Linked DNA regions of Homo sapiens: region 2 is linked to region 1. A link is a contact called in ENCODE Hi-C or POLR2A ChIA-PET data. All regions are on one chromosome and are shown on one strand. The core of a region is the stretch at or near the end of the contact, and the rest is flanking DNA. Distances in the headings are between cores, read along the strand shown.

The links. Hi-C counts contacts between places; a loop is a spot of excess contacts on that map. ChIA-PET counts read pairs that join two places held with the same protein, here RNA polymerase II (POLR2A). Pooled maps may share reads with other maps.
Region 2: a loop to region 1 is called in a map of CD4-positive, alpha-beta T cell, with 5 times the contacts of the local background. The contact joins two enhancer-like sites. A Hi-C loop is called at or near these places in 16 of 168 maps with a recorded cell type or tissue (B cell, CD4-positive, alpha-beta T cell, CD4-positive, alpha-beta memory T cell and 9 more), 12 of 37 single-sample maps with no recorded cell type and 24 of 50 pooled maps. POLR2A ChIA-PET finds 5 or more read pairs at or near these places in 7 of 52 experiments (CD4-positive, alpha-beta T cell, activated CD4-positive, alpha-beta T cell, activated CD8-positive, alpha-beta T cell and 2 more).

The regions. Positions count from the first base shown.
Region 1 is chr7:142,634,525-142,641,486 of GRCh38, forward strand. It overlaps TRB and the pseudogene TRBV21-1. Among named protein-coding and RNA genes, the nearest start is that of PRSS1, 110 kb to the right of the region's middle. Within about 2 kb of position 2,892, at least 2 of the 41 ENCODE cell types and tissues checked have a DNase peak (open chromatin) inside an H3K27ac peak, as active enhancers do.
Region 2 is chr7:142,709,489-142,716,450 of GRCh38, forward strand. It overlaps TRB, the pseudogene TRBVB and TRBV27. Among named protein-coding and RNA genes, the nearest start is that of PRSS1, 37 kb to the right of the region's middle. Within about 2 kb of position 2,408, at least 4 of the 41 ENCODE cell types and tissues checked have a DNase peak (open chromatin) inside an H3K27ac peak, as active enhancers do.

The sequences.
Region 1 (6,962 bases), core at 1,642-4,141:
GAATAATGCATTCTACTAAAGAAACCCAACAAAAAGTAGCACAAACAGAATAAAGACATACACCACAAATTGGAAAGATATTAGCAACACACATAGCTGACAAAGGTTGGGTATCCAGAGTCTAGAAAAAACTGTTACAAATAAATAATAGCTAATCAACCAAAAAGAAATATGGACAAAGGGCAGTTTACAGGCAACACTGGTGGCCTATAATATATCAAATATATTCAACCTCCTTAGCAACCAGAAAGAAGCAAACAAAAACTATATTGCACCATGAGATAATATTAACATACTAGACTGGCAAAATTAAAGGTATATTAAATAGCAAGTGTAGTCCTAGATGTGGAACATCTGAACACACTCATGAGCTGTTGGTGGGATCACTTATTTGGCTTAATCACTTTGGAAAGCATTTTGTTATGTTATGTAAAGTTGACATGTTGACTTGAAAACTCAGTCTTTACATTGCCAGGTATGGCAACAATCTTGCACCTAGAAAAGCAGAGACATGTTCGAGAATACAATACTGTTTGTAGCAGCACAAACACCCAGGGAAAAATTAGTGTGCATTAATTCAAGAATGAATAAATTCTAGCCAATGAATATAATGTAATACTAGATGGCAGCGAAAGTAAATTGTCTAGATTGTGTGTCAACGTATTATCACAGACCTAATGTTGAATGAAAAAATAACATTGTAGAAAATATATAAACTAGCTGATTCCTCTTAGATACATTTCAAAGACACACAAAATTAAATACTACATAATTTACAGATTCTTGTGTAAATGCTAAAGACTATAATGCCAAGCTAGTGAATGACAAATTTAAACTTCAGATTACACCTACCTGGGCATGACGGAGAAACAATGAGGAAATCTAAAAGAGTAACATGGACTGAGAAATTTTCAGCAATAATCTAACTCTTAAGCTGATTGGTTCAGGCAAAGGTATTCATTTTATTGCTTCTATATATGCATTGCATATTTGTCATAAATATTGTTCTGTATAGTTCAACATTTCATTATTTAATGTAGCCGGGCACAGTGGCTCATGCCTGTAATCCCAACAGTTTGGGAGGCTGAGGTGGGCAGATCACTTGAGGTCAGGAATTAAAGACCAGCCAGTGACATGGTGAAAGCCTGTCTCTACTAAAAATACAAAAATTAGCCAGGTGCGGTGGTGGGGGCCTGTAATCCCAGCTACTCAGGAGGCTGAGGCAGGAGACTGCTTGAACCCGGGAGACAAAGGCTGCAGTGGGCTGAGATCATGCCACTGCACTCCAGCCTGGGAGACAGAGCAAGATCCGTCTCAAAAATAAATAAATAAATAAATAAATAAATAAATAAATAAATAAATAAATACTTACTTAATGTAAAGCAGCTGCTATGTGATTTTATAAGTGTGTCAAAAGCTACTATTTGTAAAGACCGAGTTGTATGATTCCTTACCTGAGATGGAAGGGAGGGGAAGAAGCAAACTGACAAGTTAAAAAAGTAAATAGAGTGTAAATTAGTTCAACCATTGTGGAAGACAGTGTGGAGATTTCTCAAGGATCTAGAACCAGAAATACCATTTGACCCAGCAATCCCATTACTGGGTATATACCCAAAGGATTATAAATCATTCTACTATAAAGAGACATGCACATACATGTTTATTGCACCACTGTTCACAATAGCAAAGACTTGGAACCAACCAAAATGCCCATCAATGATAGACTGGATAAAGAAAATGTGACACATATATTCCGTGGAATATTATGCAGCCATAAAAAAGGATGAGTTCATGTCCTTTGCAGGGACATAGATGAAGTTGGAAACCATCATTCTCAGCAATCTATCACAAGAACAGAAAACCAAACACCGCATGTTCTCCCTCATAAGTGGGAGCTGAACAATGAGAACACATGGACACAGGGAGGGGAACATCACACATGGGGCCTGTCGGGGGATGGAGGGCTAGGGGAGGGATAGCATTAGGAGAAATACCTAATGTAGATGATGGGTTGATAGGTGCAGCAAACCACCATGGCATGTGTATACTTATGTAACAAAAGTGCACATTCTGCACATGTACCCCAGAACTTAAAGTATAATAATTTTTTAAGTAAATAAATGTATGAGTGATTTTACTTAAAAAAAATAGCAAAACAGTGAGTAACAGAAAAAAAAAAAACTAAAAGCAGGCTGAAACTTACACTATTTTTAACAGCTAAAACAAAGTCTGCCCTCCTACATTCTTTGAAATTGAAATGACTCTGTCCCATGTACAGAGCATCTACAAAGGCTATGGAAAGTGATCACGTCACAAGGAGGTTGCTGACGGGGGCTAGGAGAGTGGGTGAAGAAGCCTTACAGAAAAAGCTACCACTACGATTTCTTTCTGAGCCAACCATGTGCCTCAGACTTCTCTGCTGTGTGGCCATTTCTTTCTGGGGAGCCAGGTAAGGCCCTGTTCTGAACTGGTTGAATTTCAGTTCCAAGACTCTCTCCGGTGGCTGCAGTATCAAGCTCCCTCCTGCGCTTTTTCTACAGCTGCTCTCTCCTTCCTCCACAGGCTCCACGGACACCAAGGTCACCCAGAGACCTAGACTTCTGGCCAAAGCAAGTGAACAGAAAGCAAAGATGGATTGTGTTCCTATAAAAGCACATAGTTATGTTTACTGGTATCGTAAGAAGCTGGAAGAAGAGCTCAAGTTTTTGGTTTACTTTCAGAACGAAGAACTTATTCAGAAAGCAGAAATAATCAATGAGCGATTTTTAGCCCAATGCTCCAAAAACTCATCCTGTACCTTGGAGATCCAGTCCACGGAGTCAGGGGACACAGCACTGTATTTCTGTGCCAGCAGCAAAGCCACAGTGCCGAATGTTAGCCCTTCTTAGAACACAAACTCATTATGGACCCAGCTCAGGAAATAAGTGTGTAGCAGGTTGGTAGGCACTACGTAACAGAAACCCAACTTGAAAGACAATAAATCAGAAGGAAAAACTTGTAAATAACAGCTCTAAGTGAGCAAAAAACAAAGGGGGGTTATTTAAAACAACTGATGGGGACAAAACCCCAGGGAAGGGGCCAGAAGGCATAAAAAGCTTGGATTCCTCAGTGTTCAGCATATTAGGTAAGATATGCTAGGTTACCCTCTCTCTCTCTCTACATGAGCTTTATGGATTTCTAACAATCTTTATTTAAAGAAGGGGATTCTGTGCTTTTCACTTGGTAAAGTTGTGGGTGCACAAATAAGAATGACAAGCGGATCAACTGTGTCTTTCAGGTAGACCCTGATCTTCTGACCCAGCACATTTCCTTGAACTAGAGACAGACTCTAAAGGGCTTTTTGACTGCTTCTCACAGCTCTCCCTGCCATAGAAGCCTAGTGGGAACCATTAGCAATTCCTGCCCTATGGAATGTTACAATCACAAATTTTTATTTTTATTTATTTATTTATATTTATTTTAATTTTTTTTTGAGACGGAGTCTCGCTCTGTCATCCAGGCTGGAGTGCAGTGGCGTGATCTCGGCTCACTACAAGTTCCGCCTCCTGGGTTCACGCCATTCTCCTGCCTCAGCCTCCCGAGTAGCTGGGACTACAGGCGCCCGCCACCACGCCCAGCTAATTTTTTGTATTTCTTTTAGTGGAGACGGTGTTTCACCGTGTTAGCCAGGATGGTCTCGATCTCCTGACCTCGTAATCCGCCTGCCTCGGCCTCCCAGAGTGCTGGGATTACAGGCATGAGCCACCACGCCTGGCCAACAATTACGAACATTTTTAAAGCAACTCTATTGAGACATAAGATATATATGGAATATGTATGCAATAAACAAATCCAACTGCTGCAATAAAACACACCCGCATTTTAAGTGTACACTTCAACAAATTTTAACACATTTTTATACCCATGATGTAACCATGATGACAATCAAGATACAAAACATTTTCATCGTCTCAGAAAGTCCCTCACATCTCTTTATTGAGGTCTTGTTAATTTCTCTCAGCATCGCTTTGTATTTTTTATTATACAGATCTTATATATATTTTCCTAAATTTTATTTTAACAAGATTATAAATGTACTCAATAAAAATATTTTCTGCCAAGATTTCACGTCAGCCTAATTCAATTTCGTCTTTACATTTTTCAATTGACATCTCTACCTCAGTATGTTACATAAAAATACCTTCTCCAGAAATTGCATATGGTTTGGAGCAACCATATGTGAGCTCACAGCGTCAGCCTCATTCACCATGTGAACCAATCAAGTGTCAGTGCTGCTCTGTTTCCAGGTAAAATATACTTATTTACATGTATTGGAAAAGCTGTGAAATTTCTGCAAGGTGTACTTTAAGAAGAGATACATTTTGTTAATGAAAACATACCTATGCGTTAAGATTAATTAAAGGGAATATTTTGCAGTTAAGCACATGATTTGGAATGAGGGGTTGCAGCCCTGCTGGTCGAGCCTCTGAATTCCATTCTTGTTTCTCCCATAGGCCACCTTCATCAGGTCTATAGTTCTACAACACAGAGTGTCAGTAGTAGGGAACGTTGTTCATGTGAGTGCAGGGAATACTTGGGATTCTGTAGTTTCTGCTCAACTTTGCTGTGGACTTAAAATTGCTCCAAAAATACAATTCACTAATTTAAAAATGGATCCAAGTATTCAGATGGAGAATTACCATATTGGAGGCACGAAATGGGAACATACTGTTGAATCTGTTGCAATATAGGAAGAGTGTTTAATGACATAAACTTTTTCATTATTTACTCCTTTATCTAGGAAATAGGACACTATTTAACACTGACTACAATGAGGATCTTAAATACAGTAGAACTGTCTAAATTCCATCAATAAGAATAGTGCATATATTACCAATATTGGGATCTGAGGTGTCTCAGAATTAGTAACACATAGTACTGTAGAGATTATTTTAAAACATAGTGTGGAGATAATTTTGTGATTCCATTTTAGGAATACTATTTCTGATTACATGGTTTCTTAGCATAAAGCCTTACTCTTTCATGCAAGAGAGTATATACTATCATACTATGTCCCTGTAGTTTTCTATTCCAATAATGCTCCTCAGGAATAAAATATACATGATAATCATGATGATGATATGGATAATGATGAATATAATTGATAATGCAGACAGTATGTAGAAAGATAGATGATAGAATTTGTACCATGTTTCCAGGACTAGAACACAATCATGGTAAGTATAATATAATACCTGTTATAATTGAAGTCTGTAAACAGTCTAAAGAAGTAGTTTAAATTGTTTCCCTTGACACCTTGACAAATCTGCAAACTACACATATAGGCTAAGTACTTCCGAGGCTATATGAACGTTCTAAAAAACATTTCCTGTCTGTGGATTCCAGCATAATGCATATTCTCTTCTAAGGCAGAAGTTTTTAACCTGGGATCCGTGGACCTCCAAGGAGTGCAGAGATAAAATTCAGGGAATCAATAAATTTGAATGGGAAAATAGATCTTTATTTTAACTAACCTCCAACTGAAATATACCTTTCCTTCTATGATATAATGAGTAAACCATAGTAGTTTTAGTAATATCAGTGACAAAGTCAATGACAGAAATCACAGACATTTGCTTATATGTTGCATAGATGACAGTTGATATAAAAGTCAGATATTTTCATACCACGTTAAATGCAGTAAATATACTTTCATCACTATGTTGAAATCATGACAGTTTTCAGATTCAGCAGGTTATATTTCATTTAATGAAATTTAAAGGTGTTCCTATATTAATATATGAGAATTTAAAAAAATTGATATCTGCATTTCAAAATAATTTTCTATATTCTAGTTTATGCATTTAAAATGTTATTCTGAGATGGGGTCCTTAGGATTTACCAGTCTGACAAAGAGGTCCCTGGTACAATGTGAAGAACTCCTGGACACAGAATTAGATCCTCAACGCAGGCATGATTGACAACCTGAAGCCTAGACCTACGCATTGGAAACAACTATGTTGCAAGCATTCTTTCTCAGAGTTTCACCCACACTGCCGCACCTCTTAATGCTTCTCACTCTAAATAATTACTTTATATTCTCTTTCTGTCTCTCTCCTGCTCTTTCTTTTCTCTCTCTCTCTCTCTCTCTGCCTTGTTTTTCTTCTAGGAGGGAACAGCAACAGCTTCTAAACCCCACCAGCTTGCAACCAAAAGTTTCATCATGAAAGCATCTTTTAATTGCAGATAACCTCAGAAATAGAACAACATTTGTCTACCAAAACAAAAGCATTCATTAAGAAATCAGCTAGGATCCTATTTTTATTTACTAAAACTACTTGGAAGAACCCATGTTATACAATGAATTTACACTCATACAAATTTCTACTCAGTTGGAAAATGAGACTTTAGTCAGCTGGTACAACCCTATGACCATAAATGTCTCATTTCACTTGATACAGTATTGACTTCCTAACTTCCTGTGAATTAGAACTTCAGGTCCAGAAAGTAATAAGAGCAAACGCAAATCTAGTGTTTCTTATGTACTAAGAACTGTTCTAAATGCTTTATTTATGTAATGTTCATCACAGGTTTTGGGTAGTTACTTATTATCTCAATTTTACAGATAAAGTGAAATTGAAGAGATGCTCTGTAACTTTTCCAAGGTTACATAGCTGCGAAATGGCAGAGACAGGACTAAAGCCCATGCCGTGTCCCAAGTCCCTGCTCTAATCCATTGTCACAAGGGAAGGGGCGCTTCAGACACTTTGCTATTCCTAAAATTGCAGGAGTAGCCCCCACCCCATCTCTACTGTATTAATTATTTATAGTGAATACAGAGGGTGTAGAGAATCGGTTCTTTAAAAAACAAAAACAAAAACAAAACCACTAAACTTCCAAACCCCTTCTTGTGTTGAGTTGAGCACAGGTGCATGGCACTCTGTGTATGACTCTGACCAGGAAGTGAGGGATTGGCTCTTCTG
Region 2 (6,962 bases), core at 1,158-3,657, 74 kb after region 1:
TTGTTTCAATTTAAGATGCCAACCTGGATACAAGTACACATTCAGTTTGACTAAAATTGCTGTAATAATAATCTAAAAGCAAAACTAAAGAAGGGTAGAAAAAGGAAGGTAACAGATTCCTGCCATTGATAATGGAAATCATAGCATGTAAACAAAGCCAATCCTGCTTGGGAAGTTCACCCTGAGCCTGCAAGGAATGTGGGGAGGCAGCATGGGGCGCCTGGATGTTACAGGTAGTTAGTTAGGCATGAGTGGGGCAGGAGAGGGCTCCCTTCCCCCCACCGCCCAGAATGTCAGACAATCTGGTATTGATTCAGAGATTATAACGTTGCCTCTCTAATAATAATGCATAATTCAGCAGCCTGAGATAGGGAGGTACAATCTCTTGCTGATCCACAGCTGTTAACATTAAAGTGTCAATTGAATGCAGGCACCAAGGAGAAGCAAAGAAGGTTTCCAATAAAATCTCAGGTATTGGGCAGGTGAACCCAGGTATGTGCATTGAGAGACAAAAGGGTGGAGTACGACCTTCCAGGGACACTCCAACAGAAACAGGAAGAAAGCGTCAGATGGGCATGCATACAACTTCCTAAACACACTGCGCATGCTCACTTCCGAAGTGTAAGGAGGGCACTGTGCATTCGGGCAGCCTATCCTAAGGGGAGAATAATGAGAAAGGGGCACAAGATGGCCGCCTATGAAGCCCCAGGATCAAGGTTAAATGCCACACTTGCTCTTCAAGTCACCTGCTTGGATCTCTTCCAAGTGTTCTTTCTTTTCTTTCCTGTTCTAAAGCCTTTTTAATAAGCTTCTACTCCTGCTCTAAAACTTGTCTTGGTCTCTTTTTCTGCTCTATGACCCTCAGTGGAATTTTCTTCTGAGGAGGCAAGAACTGAGGTTGCTGCAGACCAGCAGGGATTCACTGCTGATAACTCAAGATACCTTCCACCAGTAACTTGGAGATGACACCAAGAGACAACACAGGCAAAGGAAAGTGTATTAATTCTGTTTTAGGTGTAGAAACTGGAGTGATTGGAAAATAATTCCTAAAAGAAATTGAAAAGTCAAATTGTCAAGCAGTAAGTTCACCATCACATTTACCATAAAGCATGTAGAGAAATGGAAATATTTACACATCATGGTTGAGAGTGCAGGATTTGCAGTCAGACAGTTTCTGGCACTTAGTAGCTTTAGAAAGTGACTTAAGCCCTCTAAGCCCTCAGTTTTCACATCTATAAAATGAAGTAAATAATATAAGCCTCTCAGAAGTGGGGTGAGGGTTGAATGAAACAATATGTGAGTAGTTTAACACAGAGACTGGCACTGACTTAAGAAAGTATTGTGATAAAAGCAGCAGTGGAGAAAATATTTTGAATAGCTGTATGCATGGCAATCCTTTAACCTCTTTATTCATGGCAACTCATTTAATTGCCACAACAAATATGTAAGGTAAGTACTTTTATTATTTCCATTGTTATGGACTGAGTTGTGCTACCTTCTTCATTTCATATGTTGATGTCCTAAGTCCCAGTGCCCCATAATGTGACTGACTATATTTGGAGATGGGGTCTTTACATCGATAATTAAGTTAAAATTAGGTCATTAGGGTGGGCCCTAATTCAATATGACTGGTGTCCTTATCAGGAGGTTAGGACACAGACATGCAAAGAGGGAAGACCAGAAAGAAGGTATAGAAAAAAAAAAATTGTTATCTACAAGCCAAGGAGAGAGGCCTCAGAAGAAACCAACTCAACAAATTTTAAAAGATGTATTTTGGAGAACAAAACTGTTAGAATATATTTAGAACAGAAAAAAACCATTTCTTCTAGAACTAAGTTGGTCTAAAAGTGCATATCTTGGTAAGGCTCTGTGAGGAAATGACCTAATCTGGAGAGAAGCTGCTGGGACACTCATCTGTGTGTGGCCTGTGGCTCACAGGGGCAGGTATTCTCAGAACGCACATGGGATAATCACCATCCTGGTGTGTCCAGGCTCTGGGAACAGGCTCTTCCTCGTGGCTTTCACATGAGTTTCCTGGTGGGCTATGTAGTCACTTTTCTGCATCCTTCTTTTAAAGGCTCATGAATGTCAAAGTAACACAGACCCTGAGATGAGGCAGGAAAGTTGTATCGGAATGTTTTCAGACTATCAACCAGACCAAACGTTCTGGAATCCATAAGATCCAGGGCTGGGGATAAATTTAATCTATTAATTATTCTTCTGAAGTTGGCAGCTTTGAAAAAGATGCCCTGAGTCAGCATAGTCATTCCAACCAAAAAGAAAAAAGGGAAAAAATAATCATCTTTCCCAACCCTTAAATCGTCCAGCACTAACCAGACTCTGAGACCCTCTGCAGCAGCAGCCTATCAGTGCAGCCACATCCTCTCTGAGCGGATATGACAAACCCCAGGGGTGAAGCGACCTAACCTATGAGCCGCCACACACACTCAAGATGCCCCAGACACCCTGCACTCCGATCTTACTCGTTCCTTTACTGTTTTCATCCTAATTGCCCTCTTACACATTTGACCACACATTTTTGGTCTTGGTGGTTGTATTAGTTTTCTGTTGCTACTATACAAATTGCCACCCATTTAGTGGCTTAAAACAATGCAAATGTATCACCTTACAGTTCCGTAGTTCAGAAACCAACATAGGTATCACCCAGCCAAAATCAAGGTGTCGGCAGATCTGGGTTCCTTTCTGAAGGCTCCAGGGGAGAATCGATTTTCTTACCTTATGGGTTGTTTTCCTCTATCTTCAAAGGCAGCACGTTCTGTTGCTCTGACCCTACTTGCGTACTCACAGCTCCCTCTAAACACTGCCGGGAAAGGCTCTCCACGTTTAAGGACCTGCGTGATTACATTGGACCCACCTGGGTAATCCACGAACTGCTTCCTATCTCAAGGTCGGCTGATTAGCAGCCCTAATTGCACCTGCAGCTTTAATTCCCATTTGCCATCTAACTGAACATCCACAGCTGTTACGGGTTGCAGGGATTATTAGCACCTGGACATCTTTAAGGAACCATTCAGCCCACCACTCCGATGTTCCACTAGAGGGCACTAACATATTCCTGTAATATAAACATTAAAATTCAGATAATGGTGGGAGGGAAAGTTTGATAAAATTGAATACTGTATTATCAATTTTAAAAACTTGATATATAAATATGTCTCATTGGGGTCTTTCAAAAGCTAATCATATAGTACAAGAAAATACATAAACTGGAGTGACTCTCAGAACTAAAATGGCCTGAGCGTAAGTGAAATAGAATTTGAAGTGAGGTGAGAATTCTGCAGTCTATTCCTGGGCTCAAAATCACATAGAAAAAAACAAAAAAAGGTTGCTTTATATTTAAAGGGACAAGGCGTAGGTTCTCTTACAGGGGTTTTTAGGAAATGGTTCATCAGTTTAGTAGGTGTTAGCTTAATTGCTTTTATCGGGATACTGTTGCCCCGGTTGGGTGGATGAGCAGTCCCTAAAAAGAGAAGGAAGAGAGCAAAGACCGAAAAAGTATGAAGGAGAGGAAGGGATGGCATGGCGTAGAATGAAATGCTTTTTCATCAAAATGCAAAGATGAAGGAGATGTTTCAGAGTGCCCGGCCGTCTAGAGGGTTCTGTTTACTTTCCATTCCCGCTGTTAGGGACATAGGAGTCTGCCCTACATTAGGGAAATGGAATAGAATAAGTTTCTAGAATTCCTAAATATGGTGGAATTGGGTAGAAAAGATCAGAGGGAAGGTTGTAGGGAGGAAGGGTGGGAAAGTAAAACAACTGGCTCCTACTGTAAGGCTATTGGAGCCTCAGGCTAACAGCATCATTTTAGTACCTTGGTTGAGGTAGAAAAGGAAACGAGAGCAGAATAGCCTCATAGTCAAAGGAACACAGAAGGAGAAACCACATTGCTGAGGAGAGTGAATTAGCTGGTAGAGGGACAGAATATAGAATTAGCTACCTCCTAAATCTTGAATTAATCTAATATGAAAAGACATTGGGAAAAATTATAATACTCTGAAGTGTAATTATGTACCTGTTCAACTTTGAAACACCACGGAATGTTGGGAAATCCAATATCCACTAATAGTGAGCTATGTGGACGCGAGTAAATTCTGAAAGATTTTGCTATTTGGATGTCAAGGTTTACTAAGTAACATGAAATTATTTACTTGCAGTGGGTTTTTAGAATGAAAGTTGTTTTCCCTCTCTTAAGAACACCCGAATTCACAGCTAGGATATGGAGGATTTGCCAGGAAAATGCAAACACCTGTGGCTGAAGTAGAGCCAAGCTCTCTCCCTACATTTTTTTCCAGAAAGCAGTGGTGAAGAAATAGAAAAAGAGAGAATACTCCTCTTAGATCAGAGCTAAGGTCCTGATAGCAATCACTCCTTTCTCAATGCATGGAATGGAAACTGTTAGAGCTGCACCTCTCACCATGAAGGGGTCTGGGGGCAAGGAACTCATCTCTGAGGTTTGAGAGTAGGCCTGAAAACCGGGAAGGGGGCTCCTTCTTGTCTGGAGATGATAATGATTTGGCAAAAACAATGACGGGCTCTGTGAGGCTCTACTTGTGGTAGGAAGCTTTTGGGAAGAAAGGGGTAGCCTCCTTCTATTCCACCATCCAGGAATACATTCGTTCCTACAAAGTACAAGAAGGATTCAAAGGTATACATGTGTCAAAAATCACAATGAGCACTGTAAATATATGCAATTTTTATTCATCAACTATACCTTAATTTTAAAAATTAAGAAAAGTTCAAAGGTGTTCGAGGAGGAAGGCATTCTGGGGAATCCTAGGAAAGTCACCTCAATGTAGGAAGAACATATTCAGGCAGAAAAGAGAGCAGTACCAGCAGCTGCTGGAAGATCTAAGAGAAGCTTGACACTCCTGGCCCCAAACACTGCCTGGCTACAACACGATATCCAGGGACAGATACCTTCCATGTACAGCAAGCTGTGGAGTGGCAAGAAAGCAAAGCACGTACCAAAAGCAGGCAGGAAGCAGAGCTGGCTGGTAAGGCTCTGAGGTTACTGCAGGAAGCAGGTGTTGCCTCTGCCTTTCACCAGCTTCTTCTGGAGAAGAACAGAGAAGGGGAAAAGAAGAAAGATGCTCCAGATACCATCTTTGGTGGAAACAGCTGCTAGCTCTAGCAATGATGACTAAGTCAATTTTGCTAAAGAGCAAAGAAGCTGTGTGTCTTGGATTTTAAACAGCAATAGACTAGCAAAATAATCTATGATGTGAATCTGAGATTTTACACCCTAGACTCTTTTAAAATGTAGTGACTAAAAATATATACCAGTGGATAAATGAAGTCAGGGATATACTTGAAATTTTTTCTGCCAGAGTAGAAATGACTTCAAAATATATGATAATGCAGCTTTCATGTAATCCCAGCTACTGGGGAGGCTGAGGCAGGAGTATTGCTTAAACCCGGGAAGCGGAGGTTGCAGTGAGCCAAGATCATGCCACTGCACTCCAGCCTGGGTGACAGAGTGATACTCTGTCTCAAAAAAAAAAAAAAAGATAATGCAGCTTTCAATATTATAAGCTTTATGTTCTCACACTTCTAAGTGATAATCAAATGTGTTACACCACTTTATACCCTGAGATCCAAAATACATAAATATTTGACAGTTTGTACAAGACTGTATTAATAAGAAAATGTGGCACATGTATAAAGAAAGGAATCTCACAGATTAAGGAAAATGACATTGATTACAAATGTCCTCAGCCTGAGTTGGCTGTGTTGCGTTTGTACACTTCAGCCCTCTGAGCTGAAGTGGGAGTGGTTTCTCTCCTGAAAATGTTTCTGAGGCCCAAATAGCTGAAGAGGTGGAGACGTTACAGAAACCACCTGGAGCCCCCAGAACTGGCAGACACCTGCCTGATGCTGCCATGGGCCCCCAGCTCCTTGGCTATGTGGTCCTTTGCCTTCTAGGAGCAGGTGAGTCCCAGAACACATAGGCAACTTTTGGCCTTATTTTGTAGGCCTCAGCCCAAGGCATCTCCTAAAGGCTTAAGCATTGGAGATCCCCTTCAGCGCTGCCTCTAACTCTGTCCCCTTCCTTTACAGGCCCCCTGGAAGCCCAAGTGACCCAGAACCCAAGATACCTCATCACAGTGACTGGAAAGAAGTTAACAGTGACTTGTTCTCAGAATATGAACCATGAGTATATGTCCTGGTATCGACAAGACCCAGGGCTGGGCTTAAGGCAGATCTACTATTCAATGAATGTTGAGGTGACTGATAAGGGAGATGTTCCTGAAGGGTACAAAGTCTCTCGAAAAGAGAAGAGGAATTTCCCCCTGATCCTGGAGTCGCCCAGCCCCAACCAGACCTCTCTGTACTTCTGTGCCAGCAGTTTATCCACAGTGTTGCACAGCCAGCTGCTCTCTGCACAAAAACAGAGGGTAGCTGCAAGAACAAGGAGACTCCTCCTTCAGGAGACCCCTCACCGACCAACAGGATAAACTTCCTCCATCATCCCACAGAAGCCCTTCCCCACACGCCAGCCTCAGGGACTCTGCAATGCAGCCACTCTGTGGAACCAGGGGTCCATCCTCTACCTGCTGTACCAATGAGGTTTCAAAGTTGGGCAGGACAAGCTCACTGAGTTAGGTCTAGTGCCAGGGTACACTCTCCCATCCTTTCTTCTTGTGGAGCTTAAATCTTTAAATTCAACTAAACTGTTGCCCAAACTGAAGACTCCATTTACAATCTAATGGGTCTCAACAATATTTGGTTCTGTATTCCAGGTCCTATTTATTCTGGAGGTTTTGTCACTTGGAGGAACACCATGTTTGGAGTTATTTATGAAACCCAGCACCTCCTATTTTCTTCCTCTCAGCAGATGGTCCAAATGCCCAAGCCAGAGATGCAAGACTGATCTTCACTCTCTCTCTGACTTTCTCCTTCCACACCAAATCCACTACCCTATCCTGCATTTTTCTAAGTAC